2 separate regions of the Mus musculus genome follow, and region 1 is linked to region 2. The links are chromatin loops, found by intact Hi-C in ENCODE. Cell type or tissue: heart. All regions are shown on one strand. Links, peaks and the distances in the headings refer to the core of each region. The heading gives the core; the rest is flanking DNA. Region 1 overlaps Gm15991 (a long non-coding RNA gene). Region 2 has its middle 64 kb from the start of Sh2d4a.

What was found. Peaks named below come from ENCODE experiments on the same cell type or tissue, not always from the same donor. Only the 100,000 strongest peaks of a DNase experiment are listed, where the experiment ranks them.
Region 1: a loop joins it to region 2, with 2.1 times the contacts of the local background. A loop is called at or near these places in 2 of 42 quality-filtered maps.

Annotation. Positions count from the first base shown.
Region 1 is chr8:67,997,614-68,006,604 of GRCm38, reverse strand. Gm15991 (a long non-coding RNA gene) reads right to left here. Exons shown (of 7, transcript XR_003947558.1): 5 at 1-346. It also overlaps a transcript of Psd3 not described here. Among named protein-coding and RNA genes, the nearest start is that of Psd3, 28 kb to the right of the region's middle. In heart, for the core only: no CTCF peak of the experiment used is centred there; no DNase peak of the experiment used is centred there.
Region 2 is chr8:68,207,584-68,216,574 of GRCm38, reverse strand. It overlaps a transcript of Psd3 not described here. Among named protein-coding and RNA genes, the nearest start is that of Sh2d4a, 64 kb to the left of the region's middle. In heart, for the core only: no CTCF peak of the experiment used is centred there; a DNase peak (open chromatin) is centred at 4,364.

The sequences.
Region 1 (8,991 bases), core at 262-8,261, 210 kb after region 2:
CCCATGGCTTCAGATGGCACCTTCTCCCTTTGTCTTCACGTGGTCTTTGTTTTGGCTATCTCTCTGTGTCTCTCATATTGTTTTCTTAGAAAGTCACCAGCTACCTTAGTTTAAGACCTAATCTGCTGATCTCATTGTAATGACCTCCAAATACAGTTGTGGTTGAAGTCAGGGCTTCAACATGGGTTGTTCAGAATACAGTTCATCCAAGAACACCTAACCAAGTGTCTGCAGCATCAGCTCCAATCTTCAGCTCTCTGACGGCAATTGTTGGTAAGTGCACACAGTACCCTGTTGCACACAGTACCCTGTTGCACACAGTACCCTGTTGCAGTGGACTCAGCTTCTGCAGATAAAGGGAACAGAAGGGATTAAACAGGATTGAACGTGGACGTGAATGTTGGAATTAAGTGTTGGCTTAAAGGGAGTTGTGAAATATTATTTTTATTATTTTCAATTTAGCTTTTAATCTCTTCTGGCCCAAAGAGCTCTGGAATACTCAACTGACTCTCAAATCATATTGAAGTTGAGATAATTAGAACAATACAGTGCATGGTGCTGCTTTAGGCCCATTCTCCTTCCCCTCCACCACTCCTGTGGCCCCAGTCGTTTTCTGCCCACTTCACTGAAAGTGACTTTTACTTATGAAGTTTTCTACTTTGTTTTCTTTCCCCTCCCCTATTTTGTAGCCAGACAGAAATTTTATATGATGTTTTTATTGTGCCTTCATTTCAACTATGTTCTGTGACATGAGGTAGAATTTGTGTGTCTTCTTAGTTCCTAAAAGTTTCAGATTTCAAATTAGAGATGTACATTGTAATACTGGCTTACCTACTTCTTAGCCCTCCTGAGTGCCAAGATCAGGGTTGTGTCAACAAGTCCGCTATCCAGATTCTTTAGCGCTTTTATATAGCAGGGGATCGGAAGTCCAGACATTTATGTTAATTGAAGAGTAGCAAAACTGGATTTTAGTCCTGATCACCCAAATCAAGTTATAAGTCCTTTACTGCCTTTTAAATTACATTTTCGGGGTCAGGCTTTGAACCTAGGCCCTCATGTATGCGAAACATGCACGCTAACTGCTGAGCTTATCCTAGCCCCTATTCTGTATGCTTATCGAAGAGATTTGTGCTCCTAAGTGATTGTGATAAATCAAAAGGAGTAAGTTTTATTCAAGGAGTAATACAGATTGAAAAGCGTGTTACTGAATCATGCATGTCTTTAATCAAGCTGATTATCTCAAATACAGTCGTTCAGAGGTCTACAATTATTGTAGAGCTAGGTGAAGATTTCAAAGCATTAGCATGGGGAGAGCAGAATCAGCAGAGCTCACAGTCTCAGGATAATGGAAGGCAGGAGAGTGCGTTTTATTTCACTTAGCAAAGCGGATGGATATTAATGCCTTGACTTCAGCCTGGATGAAGGTGTCCCCATAACTGCCAAAATATGGAGTGCTTTGTTAAATTGAGACACTTTCATCGCTGTTATTTCTAGATAGAGCAGCCCATAAAATTTTTTTTTTTCTTGTGTGAGAGTCTGAGTATGCTTTGAGTATGCTGCTTCACTCTCAGCTTCAGAGCCTGCGAGTCTAGGCACTCAAACTGTGGTCCGCTCAATATCAGATCAGACCTGCAAACACAACAGGACGACTGCCAGTTGATTCTTACATACAATAACATATGAAGAGCAGACCTATCAGGAGCTGTGCTGCCGGCCGTGTGATGCCGGACCACCAGCGTCACCTGGAATATTGGGAGGAAGTGCACATTTTCAGGCCCTGCACTAACTGAATTTGAAGCTCTTGTGTGCATTACAAGAAACATTTGTTTTAATAAGTGCTATGGACTATTTTAATTTGTGCTGAATGTTGAGAACTCCCTTGTATCAGTGTATTTTAAACAGTTTTGATCATGATATATGGAGAAGTATACTTTAAATTATGACTGTGTATACTCACTGGGCTGGGTAGTTTGTATTACCAACTTAAAACAACCAAGAGTCACTTGGGAAGAAAGGGGAAGCTCAATTGAGGACCTTTTTGGTTGGGGCTGGAGAGATGGCTTAAAGGTTAAGAGCAGTGGGTGTTCTTCCAGAGAACTTAGCTTCAGCTCCCAGCACCCACACAGTGGATCACAACCATATGTAACTCCAGCTCTAGGGGATAATGCCCCCTCTGGCCTCTGAGGGGCACGGGGCATGCAAATGGGGCACACACACACACACACACACACACACACACGTATGCAGGCAAATACCTGTATGTGATATTGATGATGGTAATCATAAGGATAATAATAAAATTGCCTAATTTGATAGACCTTTGACTACACCTGTGAGAGGTTATCTTGGCTGATGATTGATGTGAAGGGCCCCGCTCATTCTGAGCTGTATCACCTCTAGTGGGTAGACCTGGGGAGTATGAAAGCTAGCTGAGTTATAGCAAGTCAATAAGCCCAGGAAGCTGTGTTTCTACGTGGTTTTCCCTTGGCTCCTCCCATGAATTCTCTCTTTTTTTTTTTTTTTTTGAGACAGGGTTTCTCTGTATAGCTCTGGCTGTCCTGGAACTTACTTTGTAGACCAGGCTGGCCTCGAACTGAACTCAGAAATCCTCCTATCTCTGCCTCCTGAGTGCTGGGATTAAAGGTGTGCGACTATGGTCATGGTCTAGAAGTTTGAGCTGAAAAAAACTCTTTTCCTCCCCCAAGTTGCTTTTGATTAAAGTATTTTATCTCAGAAAAAGAAAGGTAACCTGGACACTTACGTACAACCATACATTTTCCCAATACCCTCCTGGAGATACACAGACATAGACTCATGACTTAGAAGTTTGAGAAAAAAATCTTTAAATGTCCTTTTAGTTGTCCTTGTTTTTTTTTTTTTTTTGATTTAAAAAAGTTTTAGTTTAAGTGTATGATACCTTCATGTATGTATATACATCATGTGTGCCCTGTGACCTTGGAGGTCAGAACAGTGTGTTGAATCCCCTGGAACTTAAGGAAGATTGTAAGCTATCATGTGGATTCTGAGCGCCAAACCTGTGTCCTCTGTAAGAGGAACAGGTCTATGTTTGATTGCATCTGTGGATTTACAATCTGCAGATAGGGAGGGCTAACTATGTATTTAAAATACATTAATATTTAAAATAAACTGCCAAATTTTATCTTAAGTGAGAATCAGAATGTAAGTATTTTTCCTGAGTATGGACTTCCAGAAATCTTCTGATAGGCTCCCCCTAGACCAAAAGCCAAAGATTAGTGCTCAAATGAAACTTTTCTTTAGAATAGTCTTCAAGCTCTAATTGTGAGTCTAAGCCAAAAAGATTATCTTTCTTGACCTGCTGAAAGTGCATCATGCATTGCATCCTGGATATTTGCTGGTTGTGTACTGGTGAGCTTCTTCTTTACAGTATACGTCTGTGGCATGCTAAGTGGCTTTGGAGGTTACCTGGCAGTTGCAAGTTCAAGCTGAAGGTAATAATCCTTCTCTAATCTCTTCCCATCTCACTCCATATTCCCAGACATGCAAGCCTGACTCCTGGATGCCAGCTCAAGAGCTATGTGCTCTGGATTTAGACTGCATAGAATCAAATCCAGAACGTGTAATTTATTATCTGTACTACCTTGGACACCTTGTTTATCGAATCATTTTGTCATCCATGAGACAGGGATGAGAGCTGTACTCAGTTTATGTGATTGCTCTGAGCATTAAATGATGCATTCCATACATAGCACTAGAGGAGCAGTGCTTGCCACAGAGTAAGTGGTTAATAAATCTTATCCATTATAATTATCCTTGATTTAATCTTCTTTTTACTTTCTTAAATCTGACTGACCAGAGCATTCCACAGACCATCTCTATGCAAAGATCTAAATTAACCCACTTTAGTCTACTTGCCATGAGCTCTATTCTCTCATAGACTATTAAGCTCCTTTGTATGATAGGCCTATAGCTTTTAAAAATGTAAGTGAACAATATTTGAAATGTAAATAAATAAAAATATTTGCCAAAATGTTTTGATGGCTTTCTTTCAAGTTCTGATTAAAATGAGGCCTCACTCCCCAGGTACCCCATGCTGGTTTGCTATTGCTTCTGAGAGCCCTGTTGCTCTCTGTCTGCTCTGAAATGGGCCCCTTACATGTTCTTCTGAGCTGCTTGGCCTGCTCTCAGTGTAGGTATGGGTCATTGTCCCTCTGCATAGTACATGTTTCTGACCTTCCAAGCATCTCGTGTTTCTCGTTTCTGCAGCGATCACTTCCTCAGAAAACCCTACATAAGCATCTTCCCCAAATTAGGTCACCTTCTTTGGGAATTCCTGGGAGAGTTCCTTTTATTAGCCAGAGCTCTCTACATACACAGATTATCATTATTTTCTCTCTGTTGGGGAAAAGGTTAATTAATCTGTACTTGTTAAACACACTACACTAAGAAGAATTTCCAGAGATGAATTTTATACATTATAAAAAATAAATGATTGCAGAAGTATTTTAAGGAATGCTGTCTCAAACTTCTGCAAGTTAACCTTTTGATAGTGGCATAGAAGAGCCAGGGGAGAGCACCAGGGATGACACCACATGCTGTACTTGGCTGTTGTAGGGTGCTGGAGTTGTAATTGGTCCTTCTGTCACCGACAGACATTTCTGCTTCACAGGCAGGAAGTCTGAGGTACCCTTGTTTCGAGTGGTTACTTGATTGTTCACAGAACCCTTGATGTCAGCGTTGCCCAGAGAAGAGTCCTACATGAGAGTAGATGTTTTGTAGTCAAGACAGAACCCAGTGTAGATAATATCATATCTTGGATGTGTTCATTCACAGTAGAGGCAAGGGGATGACTGCACGGTGGGCATAGATCAAATTTCATCTATTACTTAATTCTAGGCCAGAAATGGGAACCACTCAAATTTCAATACTTGTCTAAAAGCAGTCAGGAAGGAAGTCTTAGGAATTATGATGTGAACCAATTTTACCCCTGTAGTTTTTCTTTAAATAGCAGCCTTTTAAGAATCTGGGCAGATGCTCAAATTTAAGACAGATTGTATCAATGGAATTACTTACAGTTCGGTATACTCCTTGACTAGCTGAGTGGTATTTCTGATGTACAGATATGGTAAGTTTTGGAGAAAGGCTACTTTCTCTTTGGTGTGGCTCAACCAAACACATAGAAAGAATTACTTGAAGTTAATCATGCAGAAAATAAAATAAGGTTTTTAATAGCTAAAAGCTAGCATAAACTTACTGTGTGTGTATGCATGCATGTGAGAGCCTGTTCATGTGGGTGCATATATGTGAGTGTGTGTGTGCAAGCCAGAGGTTACCCCTTGGTATCATTCCTGAGGAGCCAGTCACTTTGTTTGAAACAGAGTCTCATTGGTCTGGAGTTCACTGAGTAGGCATGGCCAGCCGGCCTTCCCAGGGCTGGAGTTACAGACTGATAGCTCTCATGTTTGTTTGTTGATTTCAACATATGTTCCAGATATTGGACTCAGGTCATTGTGCTTACATGGCAAGCACGTTACTGAGTCATGGCAGGCTTTGTGTGTGGTGTTCCCCCACCCCCATAGACATGACATGTATACTATTTTCTGGCTGGATCTCATTGATGAAATCGTGTGTCCTGATTATATTCTGATTTTTTGTTTGATTAATTTTGAGTGATTATATAGTAGTGTATCAAGCATATTTACCGCGGTGGTGTAATCATTCCCTTCTTGGGTAATTTGTTTTGTCATTACTTGTTATGCTGTATTTGTGATAATGTCTTCGTTTGGTTCTCATTTTGCAGGCAGAGCCGTTTGTTTGGGTTAACAGTGCATCAGCACATTCTCAGAGTGTTGCCAAGGCAAAGTACGAATTTCTGTTTGGCAAGTCAGAAGAGAAAACTCCGGATTCTAGTAAGTGTCTTAAACATTGTCTTCTAGGTAAAAGATGTGTGGTCCTACTTATTTCTGCATCCTGTACTTACCTACATCACTTCCTGCTTACCCCTGTGAAGCCTGTGTGCTCCAACTGTTCTCTAGAGCTGTCTTCCCAAAACTAGAGTTGGATATAGTTCCTACAGCTTGCTCTAGGTAATTTCAAGTCTGTTTTTTGAAGAATTTTCAGCTTCCCATACTTCAAGTTTCAAGAATTAACTACTTGTTGTTAAGATTTTATTTTCCACATTTACCATCATTCTGTATAACTATACTTTATTTTTGGCTACCATCATATGTTATGGAGAGTCAATTCCACAAATTTTTTTAGACAATGTAATCTTAAGAGAGCTCTCACTTGAAAATTACTGTCACATTCTATAATTAGAAGCAACAGTCTTCCAAACAGCTTAGAACAAATAGAACTAATATTAGTACCTGTATCAGTAATCCTACCGACTGACTTCCTTAGCATTCCAATACTATACTATGCACTTTGAATATTGTATCTTATTTGATCCTCAGGGAAATCCCATAAATTGCCTCTGTTATCCCCATTCTCAAGGGGTGGCATCTGAAATAATTTCCTTTCAGTTACAATTTCCTGACCCCAAAGCTTGGCCTTTCAGTGCATGGGAGCAGCACATTTCTGAATACACTTTCCTTAGAGAGAGTGTGAGATACACAGTCTTAAGAGTTTCAGAGCACTTATCCGAGTCTACAGAAAAGTGGTGGTGGAGGTGTCTTTTGGGAGACAGGAAGAGGTGAGAACTTGTGCTTTGGAGTTAGACTTTCTGAGTTTGAGTCCAGGGTTTGTAACTCACAACCTTGTGGCACTGTGTACATTATCCAATTTCCACTTTCTTGTCGTAGAAAGTGATTTCAGTGGCATGTCTCAATTATTTTGTGATATGCAAACACCTCAGAATCATGCAAGTGCTTCTGATTCTGTTTGTTGCATTAATAAGGATGATAGCGGGTCCTCATGTCTGTGCCTCTGACCTCCAACTGTACAGTGGAATGATAATCGTCACTCCTTCTACCTGTATTGTTACTTAGCCCTTGTTTTACTGGATAAGGGGTTTGACCTAATGTGGTTGGCATTTGGTTGAAAACAGAACAAGCAATTCTCTGTTTCAGATTGGCGTGTTAGTTGGGTTTGTGTAACAGCATTTAAAGATTTCCAAGAAGTTAGTGCATGTGTATGTACTTAACTCCTGTAGTCTTTTTATGGTTTTCTACATTTATAATCACCTTAACACAGTTTGGAAGTCTTCCATTGCTCTGAATTTTAGATGCCATCTTGTGGGTTTCTGCTTTTTTTTTTTACTCTGATGAAGCACAATTTTTACTTAATTATGTGTCTTAGTTAGGGTTTTACTGCTGTGAACAGACACCATGACCAAGGCAGCTCTCATAAGGACAACATTTAATTGGGGCTGGCTTACAGGTTCAGAGATTCAGTTCATTATCATCAAGGCGGGAGCATGGCAGTGTCCAGGCAGGCATGACGCAGGAGGAGCTGAGAGTTCTATATTTCCATCTGAAGGCTGCTAGTGGAAGGCTGACTTCCAGGCAGCTAGGATGAGGGGTCTTATAGCCCACACCCACAGTGACACACCTACTCCAACAGGGCCACACCTTCTAATAGTGCCACTCCCTGGGCTGAGCATATATAAACCATCACATTATGTAAACAGTGTATAATACTCTCTGTCAATAGCGAATAGAGCTATTGGCAAGAATGTGCATCTGCTGGGCTTCTTACCCACAGCTGTGTGAAATATTTAAAAAGCAGTTAAGTGAGACACCCTTTGTACCACCTGGTCATTCTATTCCTCGATATTTACTAAAGAGAAATTCAGGTTTATACCCACTTTTTCAGGAAGTTTGTGACCTGCCCTTTTGTTTTGCTGTTTGGGAAACCAAGCACACTTAGAGTTCATGCTTTTTAAAAGTAACAACAGAAGACTGAAATGAATGATAGGTAATGGTAGATGACTGTGTGGTACTTTCCAAAACTTGTCATTTCTGCCTTAACAGTAATTGTCTTTGATTCAGTATATAGTATATGCTGCAGTCTCTTCCTTAGTCCTTTGAGATTTGTCCTTGAAAACTACAAAACAAAGCACTTGAAAAGGGAGAATCATACATAAGTCACTGGGCCAGAGGCATGCTTTGAGTTTTTTCTTTCTTCTTTTTCAGATCATTATTGTTAAGTCATGTGAGAACGTGAATGAAACTTTAAACTGTAGAGCCAAAGGATAAAGTGGAAAGGGCAAGAGAAATGTGTAATTTTACAATCTTAAGACTGTACTAGCTCAAGTCTAATGTTTTATAATTCTTTTGAATCATATAGTTTAAAGTGTAGTGCTATAAATATAAATACATATAGAAGTAATAGAATTTTAGAAATATTTTAGAAAAATTATATTGATAAATTGAAGATCTGTTTTCTACTAAGTCTTGTTAAAGGATTAAATGATATTTTTAATGTTCTTGGTCCATCACCTTATTTCTCTTGATGTCAACATTTAACATTTATGGTAATTGTACCCAAATTGGTAATTCTCCTAGGGCTATAGAGTTGAGTTCATGGTATGGAGTATCTAAACTTAAAGAAGTATATAGTGGTTCCTGTTAATGTGATGTCCTCTAAAGAATGGACTGTATTCGGATTATTCCTTCAGCATGGTACATTGGGGGCTGAGACAGAACATGAGAAACAACAGACCTTGAGTAGACAGAAGAGAATGAGAGGAAGTTCCCCGTGTTGGACAGAGGATTCAGAGTCAGAGGAAAGCTGGACTCCATCATCAGGTCCAGGAAAGGGTGATCTTGCTCCGATGAGAATAATTCAGGTGCCCCACAGCAGCAGCACAAGAATCGAGCATGGAGTTTTTGCGAAACTCGACACTGGGCATGGAAATTTTGAGTAGAAAAGTTGTGCATTACCTAGAAGCTAGTGGCTTGACATACCAGTTTTCCCAGAGTTCTGAGGGTAGGGCAAAATTGATTTCTTGTGGAATTGAAGCCCAAGTAGGGATAGGGCACTACTGTTAGTTTGTGCAATGTCTAGGAA
Region 2 (8,991 bases), core at 310-8,309:
GTACTGAGTCAGGCTGAGAAAATGATGGAAGCAAAGTACTGTCTGGATCTTCAAGCTGTGTTTCTCTATGTTATCTACTTTAGCCCCTGACTACAGATTCTTGCCTGGAGTTCTTGCCCTGGCTTCCTTACAGGTTCCTCGATGATGGACTTGTAAGATGGAATTGTAAGGTGAAATGGAAGTGTTCCTCCTCTAACCTAGTTTTATCATTTTATTACAGAAATAAAAAGAAAACTATGTAATTTTAAAAGGATTTGTTATAGGCAGTGTTCTACTGGTTTGAAGAGACACCATGACAATGGCAACTCTGACACAGAAAAGCATTTAACTGGGGCTTGATTTTCAATTTCTGAGACTTAATCCAATTAGCATGGTGGAAAGCATGGCAGCATGCAGGTAGGAGAGAGAGAGAGAGAGAGGGAGAGAGAGAGAGAGGGAGGGAGGGAGGGAGGGAGGGAGAGAGAGAGAGAGAGAGAGAGAGAGAGAGAGAGAGAGAGAGAGAGAGAGAAACAGGAGATAGTTTCTGGCCTGGGTCTTGACATATAGAGAGCACACTGACCTCAAGTTGTCTCGATACTCCTGCTTCACCAAGTGCTAGAACTGCAGATGTAAAACACTGCCCAGTCAAAAATGTATTTTTATGTATCTGTATCTGTATCTGTATCTGTATCTGTATCTGTATCTGTATCTGTATCTGTATCTGTATCTGTATCTGTATCTGTATCTGTATCTATCTGCATCTGTATCTGTATCTGTATCTGTATCTGTATCTATCTGTATCTGTATCTGTATCTGTATCTGTATCTGTATCATCTGTATCTGTATCTCTATATGTGTGTGCCTTCTCATCTGTATAAGCACTACAAACATGCAGTGATTGAGGAGACAAGGATGTTGGATTCTCTGAAACTGGAATTGTAGGCAGTGGGCCGCCATCTTGGTACTAGGAACCGAAGCGAGGCTCTCTATGAAAGCAAGCAAGTACTCTTAACTGGAAACCTGTCTCTGCAGCCTCCACTAATATAATTTTAATGGCAGAAGAAATTTCATTAAGATGCTGTTTAGTTTTCTTCTATTGCTGAGATAAAACACAAAGACCAAAAGCAATTTGGGGAAGAAACTATTTATTTTCCTTACAATTTCAGATTATAATTTGTTGCAAAGGGAAGTAAGGGTGGGAACTCAAAGCAGGAACCTAGAGGCAGGGGCTATAGCTGAATGCTGTTTGCTGGCTTGTTCTTCAGGCTCATGATTAGCCAGTGTTCTTTCACAGCCCAGGAACATCTGCCTAAATATGGTATTGCCTATAGTATGTTGGTTCCTCTGCATCAAGTAATAAGGCAATTCTCTCAAATACATGCCTACGGGCAGGTCTAATCTAGATAATTCCTCAAAGGATGCTTTCTTCTCAGAGGACTCTCAGCTCTGTTAAGCTGATGGTGCTAAGTAGACCAGATACGTTATGTTTTCTTGTCAGTCTGCTGTGATGTGTTTTCCCCATCCTCAGAGGTTACATCAGAGTCATAAGAATTATGGTTAAAACTACCTGTGAGGAAGGTATTCCAGAATGAGTTGAGAACAAACTCACATCTAGGAATGGCTCCACAACAGCTCATCAATACAAACCTGGACAACCGGAATATACAATGTTCTTATTTTATCTGAGATAAAGCTTCACAAACTTCCAAATGTTTCACTTATTATATCATTTTCTTTCAGAAGCAGCAGAGAAAGAGGAACTGCAAGCCTGAGGCTTTCTGGAATAGCTAAACCAAGATTCAGTCCCGTAATGAAAAACTAAGCATGTTCTGCACAAAGTGCAGTGGATTCTGGTCCTATTCCCTGAAATCACTATTATAGAGCTTGTCATTAAAGAAGCCAAGTGAGGCTAGTACAAGCCAACTAACTCCACTTGCCAACTGACAGTGTAACAGTAGGTCTTCTTGTGGAAGTAACTCTTCGGTCTTGGTGCTGTTGAGCTGTTGAACTTTTGGCATTATATACACTCATTGTGGCCTGTTTTGTCCCTGTTCTTCCTCTGAAAATCTGTTCCTTTTAAATCCTCTTTCTCTCTGTTCCAGGAAGAATAAAGACACAATGAGGCTGCATCAGAGTTAAAGCTAAAGGAAGTCACCAGCATTTCCCAGGGCTTTCCTTCCTCTGGTACCCAGATAGCAAGGTACTGACACCTAAAGGATTACCACCATGAGGTGGAAGATGCTCTGTCCATTAGCAGATGATGACCTGGGATTATCAGCGTTTCCCTGTGTGTCAAGTTACCCCAAGGGGTCTGCTCCATATTGCCATCCACGCTGAGGTGCCTGGAGCAGTCTTCAACTCTGGCCCTGCTCCTCTCTATTCTTTCTTCCCCATGGATACACATCTTTTTGCCGCAGAGCTCCAGTCCTTGATGCTGCCTGCTACACCAGATGTGCCATGGTCCCAACGGGATGACATCTCCAACTAGGGTGGCAGCTCTTCTACTAGCTGCCATACCGAGCTCAGGAGCTATCCTCAGGTTTATGGGAGGAAGAACTGGTGGGCCAGTGAGATGCGACAGCTGTATCAAAGACAGGAGTACTAGTTCTTCAGCATGCACACATGGGCCGTGGAGGTCTAGCTGTATAGCATGTGCTCCTGCACTCAGGTTCCTGCCAGTCCCTCTGGAGCTCTGGCTTGGGTAGGTCTTCAGGAGTGCTTCAGGCCTGCTACTGCCAAAATGACCCCTTACCAAGCAGCCAACACCTCTCATGGTCACCACTACTCCCATTGTAGCAGCATAATGGAGCCACCAGACAGAGTCGAGGCTAAGCAGGAAGGAACAAACAGATGAAGTGTGTATTCTCTTGTTCTGTATGTTCAACACCACTCTATCATCACACACCCCCTTGCTTCCTTCCCATCTCCACGGATGCCAGTGTCTGAACCGAGTCACCCTGGGCTATGCAGTTGTCTTTGTACTTCTCTCACTGAACTTGAAAGTCCTCTCCCACAACTGTTCCCATTCTGGTCCTCAGATTCATCTACCATGCCTGGCTTGGTCTTTTCCCGTTACAGTTAGCTAGAATCTGGGATACTTCAAAAACATCCAGGAATAAAACTCACCAAGATAACACACACAAGAGAAAACAAAAGCTATTCCTTCTGGGCTTGGTACAGTGAGAGTCAGAATCCATCACTTGCCTCAGAGACACACAGGAAGGCAGGATGAGGAAGTTTTCAGTTGTGGGGAGTATTAAGATCCAAAGGACAGCATCTCATCGGGGCTGTTTTGTTTTCTCATTTTTGATCCCAAGTAGGAAGTATGCAGAGGACAAGCATGAGAGAAACCCACCACAAATGGGCAAAATTCGACCCTTTCTCTGGACACATTGATGGTTTTATATTTTATGAATGGACTAGATAGATTTCATCCCTTTGAATATCATCTCTCCCCAATCCTCCATCCCATCTGTATCCCTATGCTGTATCACCTTTCCAAAAGAAAACTATTGGTGGCTCTAACCTTCCAGATTGAAGGGGTTTTTGAGAGAATTATTTCAAGGATCTGGAATCTGCTACAGGTAACCTGAGCTCAATCCTTGGAAGTAGCCTGAGCTCTTTGGTTTTCGCATGGTGAGTCCAGAGCCCCACTCTCAGCCTCCTTAGCCTGAGTTCCTCCACAGTGCAGACAGCCAGTGTCTATAGAAAACTACGTATTGGGGGTGGGTGGGAGGCATCTCAGTTAGTAGAGCATTGTCTAGAATATACAAAGCCCTAGGTTTGATCCTCAACATCAGATAAACTAGATGTGATAGTGCTCGTCTGTAATCCCAGCACTCCAGAGGTGGAAACAAAAGACTCAAAAGTTCAAGAGATTCTTCTGCTATGTTAGGGATTCTAGAACAATCTGAGATTCCTGGAATCCTGTTGAAAGAAAGAGGCAGAGAAGAAAGGGAGAGAAAGATGGAAGAAAGTAAGGAAGGAATAGAGGAAGAATTCTGTATACCATCTACATAGCCATCATTTGTTCTCAGGAGTGATTTAAAAACTTAGTTTTCACCACATGCAAGTCTCTATATTACACACCAGGCAACATAGGTTGAGGTGGACATTCTGTAACCACAAATTTTGTGCTAGTTTAATTTCTGTACTCATGCAGGCTTCCAGATTCACTTTTGTTGTAGGTGTTTCCTTTTTGTGGTTCTGTTGCACCATGATGTGGGAAGTAAGTGATGTTCTCATACCCCAGGCTTCTATGCATCCTTTGCAAATCTGCCAATGAGGAATAAGCACTCTATGCTCATCCACTGTCTCCCCCAGTCTGGTGAACAGTAAGTAAAGGAACATGGGTGATTCATTGAGTGCTATTCAGTTTGCTCTGTCAGCTGTTTATTAATCTGTTGCTTCCTGCTGAGATGCAGGGTGTGCTTTTTAAAGAAACCTTACACAGCACAAGTTTTATTTTGGGACCGGACACAGTAATATACAAAGAGGATCTCTGAGAGTTTCAGAGTCCTACAAGAGGTTTCCTTGAATCTAAAAAACCTTTGTGATCACTTGCTGTGTGCCAAGCACTGCTCAGTGAAGTGGTAGTGTATGGATGAATGAACTAGTTTCAACTTCAAGAAGTAACCATCTACTCAAGGGAAATGAAGGCCCTAATGTGCCGTAAGTATAATCTTGACATTTAAGGTCTATTGGGAGACAAGAGAACGGGAAAATTATGGGGAAATGGAAGAGTGAGTATTGTAGAAGATTCTAGAAGGAAAATTGAGAAAGACTTTCAACTAGTGGGTATTATAACAAAACGATCTCGTTTTGGTAACAGTGGGAAGGACAGAGTAAGCACAGGAGAACTGGAGGGTAGGACAAGACCTTTATGGTTATCCTAAGAGTCTCTGTAAGTGGTTTAGGCAAGAGGCACTGAAGGCCTACTTGGAAGCACAAGAGAAGAGGTGGGTGGGAGAGTTGAGGGACTTCTAGTTTTTATTAAAAGACATAATTAGGACATGAAGAAACTGAGTCAGGGTTCTGGCTTAGAAGTCTTGGTGGATGGTGTTGTCTTCAAAGAGAATGGAAGAAGAGAAAAAATCCGTTAGGTTATGTCTGTGGAGACAATAGACTCATGTTGGGGATTATTGGTATTTAGGAGCCACCTGAACTGTGAGTACATTATTTGGGGCCACTGGATCATATAGGAATATCATTCAGTCACTGGACATTGTTATTTACAGTTTGAGAAAGATGTATGATCTGAAAATATATAGTTGAGTGACATCTGCAAACTTGGGGATTTTTTTCTCCATGGAGCTTCATAAATTATTGCTTCAAAGATATATACACTTTTCATTTTGAAAGTGTTATATAATGTTGGTACAATCCAGATCACAGCACTTTAATGGTGTCAGCTTCTATGTTGGGTGCTGGAGATGTTAGAGGAAAGAGCAGTACAAACTGAACATGATCCATCAATTGACCTTTAACTGTTAATGCCTACACTAAAGCATCACTTGTCTTTCACTGGGAGAGTTTTAAAAATACCCTAGCCATCTTTGGAAAAGTGATCATTTCAGCTAATCTGAGGAATACTATGCAATGAATCTTTTCCCCAAGAAGTGCTTATACTAATCCCAAGAAAATAAGCAAAACTATAAGACATGGCTTTTACCCTACTAGATGAAAATTTACAGAATATCTTTTAGTGAGAGTATCGTTTGGAATAGAGAATGTAGACACAGCCTTAACCTAAACCTAGCCATAATGCCAACACTAACTCTGACATTAATCCTACCTTTAAACCTAATATTAAAACTCAGCTTCATCTTAAATTAAACTGTGGCCCCAACACTGACAAACCTAACCATAGCCCTAGTTTTTAACCTAAATGCAGCATGAACTCTAAGTCTAACCTTAGCCTCTTTGTCGTTCACTAATTCTATACCTGACATTTTAGGTATTAACCTAATAGATGCAAAGGTTCATTGGGTCATAAGTAACTAGATAAAACCAAAAATTGACTCATAGATTAAATAAGTAATCTAAAAGAAGGTATGACCATACAGTCTTTAACAACACAGCATTGACTTTTCTGATGGAGACCACTAAGGAAATGGTTTCATTCCTAAGTGTCTAAATTCCCCCTCTGGCTTCAGTAGATGTAACAGAGGGGGAATTGCTATAATAATTTATGGAATATTCCCAAGAGGCAAGATTTAAATGGAGAATCTACTTTCATATATAGCTTTCATAGCTTACACAGAGTGCAAGCTAATCTTAATTTTAGACTTCCAAAAACTCCCCAAAGTGCAAGATTTTTCTATTACTAGAACCTCCCAGAAGGCTAGGTTCACAGGATATTTTTTTTAGATTTAAATCCCAATGTGACTCTACCTAGATCTTGCCGGCTATAATTTATATAGCTTAAACTGGTGGTCATTAGGGTAATGTGTGGCATTGAGCTCTGGGGTTTATAGGCATACTATAAGGAAATATACTATAGTGCACTTAGAATCTCGTAGCTGAGCAAGAAAAATTAACACACATAATACAAGAGCAAATATGATGAGACAGACAAAAATCAAATTCATAATTTGAAGATCATGAAAACAGAAATGATCCTAACTGCTACAATATATGGTATAAAACTAGATATTGAAATGACTCAAAGGTACAGATACTAATGGATACAGTAGACAACATTTTCTTTCATCTGTATATCATTAAACTTGCCAAAATGTTGTAACACATATTCAGTTCTTCCTAGGTTCTTACAAGGGTACACAGGGCATTATTATTTGCATATGCAGAAATAGGCTTGATGGAATTTCTTACTTTCCCCCCTAATCACCCAGCAAGAATGGCCAAGAGAATTGAACTCAAGTTGCACAACTTTGAATGTAACAGAAACTCACTCTGTTTCACAGAGTAGATAAGGTATGAACTGTGCTCTAAAGGATTAAGTAAAGCTTAAAACATAAAGCAAGAAAAACCATGTTGGAATGAGATGGAAATAAAAGGAAGACAGGAATCTGGGGATGGGATTGCAGACAAATAGACAGCATAGATGCAAAGAAAAAAATAGCAGGAGATGTGGCACTTTGTGTGGTGATATTTCATGTAAGGTTTCATAGAAGAGTCGTAGAGTTTTGAAACAGAGAGCAAACTAACAAAAGATGGATCTGAGAATGGAGGGCAGAGAAGACTACAAAGCAGGTCCTCGAGGTCAGCTGGGTGATTTTCATGTGTGACACCAAGGAAGAATCTGGAGAGTGGTAGAAGGAAATTGGAGTAAATGGCCTTACAGAACAACAGTTAAAAGGGCAGGACAGTGTGTGAGTACAGGGGCTGAAGGAAGTGGAGAAATGAACCAAGTTCACGTGCTTTATAACTAGCAGGTAAACGATGTGTTCTTTCTGGGTCTCTCAGGAAGACAGATGTGATAGAGGCAAGAGAATCCTAATGCAGAGGGCGTAGAAACCTGGTTCACACCTAAGACTGCTACATGAACCCATCACAGCTAATGAAGAAAAGCAGTTTTAGAATGGCATGAAAGATGATGCTTTCAACAACATTATTTACAATTTCAAAAAAAAAATTGGAAAATATCTAAACGCTGTGCAATGGGGGAAGGGTTAAATCAGGAGTATTGTGATGCAATTAAGACTGTATTAGACGATCTCTTTAGCTCCTTGGGTACTTTCTCTAGCTCCTCCATTGGGGGCCCTGTGATCCATCCAATAGCTGACTGTGAGCATCTACTTATGTGTTTGCTAGGCCCTGGCCTAGTCTCACAGGAGACAGCTATATCAGGGTCCTTGCAGCAAAATCTTGCTAGTGTATGCAATGGTGTCATCGTTTGGAGGCTAATTATGGGATGGATCTCTGGATATGGCAGTCTCTAGATGGTCCATCCTTTTGTCTCAGCTCCAAACTTTGTCTCCGTAACTCCTTCCATGGGTGATTGTTTCCAATTCTAAGAAGGAGCAAAGTGTCCACACTTTGGTCTTCGTTCTTCTTCAGTTTCATGTGTTTTGCAAATTGTATCTTATATCTCAGGTATACTAAGTTTCTGGGCTAATATCCACTTATCAGTGAGTACATATCATTTGAGTTCTTTTGTTACCAACAACATTATAAACTAACCAGTACCCAGGAGCTCTTGACTCTAGCTGCATATGTATCAAAAGATGGCCTAGTCGGCCATCACTGGAAAGAGAGGCCCATTGGACACACAAACGTTATATGCTCCAGTACAGGGGAATGCCAGGGCCAAAAAAATGGGAATGGGTGGGTAGGGAAATGGGGGTGAGGGTATGGGGGACTTTTAGGATAGCCTTCTAAATGTAATTGAGGAAAATGCATAATAATAAAAAATATTTTTAAAAAAGACTGTATTAGATGACTATGAGGGTGTAAATGATAATAGTATAATGGTGGGTGGCAAGAAGAAAACAGATACGAAACTATCTACATATCATGGAAGGGGTGGGCATAAATCCCACCCACCACCAGCAGAGGCACTGGTAGCTAGAGGAAGGGGAGAATTGGTTCCTCTTAATGTTGTGGCCTCTGGGAAGTCTACTATGCTCAGTGGTAAGCTGCACATGCAAGAGTTTGTGGACAGTACAAACTGAGCTCCGTGTATTGTTTTGTTTTTTTAAATGACATGAAGTTGGGAGGGCAGGAAGTACAATGGATGTTGAAGGAGCTTAAAAGAGGTGAATATGATCAAAATACAATGTATAAAGTTCTTAAAGAACTAATAAATGTAAATATGCACAATAAACGTGTGGATAAAGCAAAAGGCTGGTTAGAGCAGATGATTTGGGTGCTTCTGTGACTCATTTATATTATATTATACATGTCTGAAATTATGAAATACAAACTTTCCATAATGAGCCTTTATTTAGCTTTTATGGTGATAAAATATTTAGGGAAAACAGTACTCAACGTCTTTAGATTTGTTAGGTTTCAAAGCAAACAGCACATAATGAGTAGAGAGCATAAATT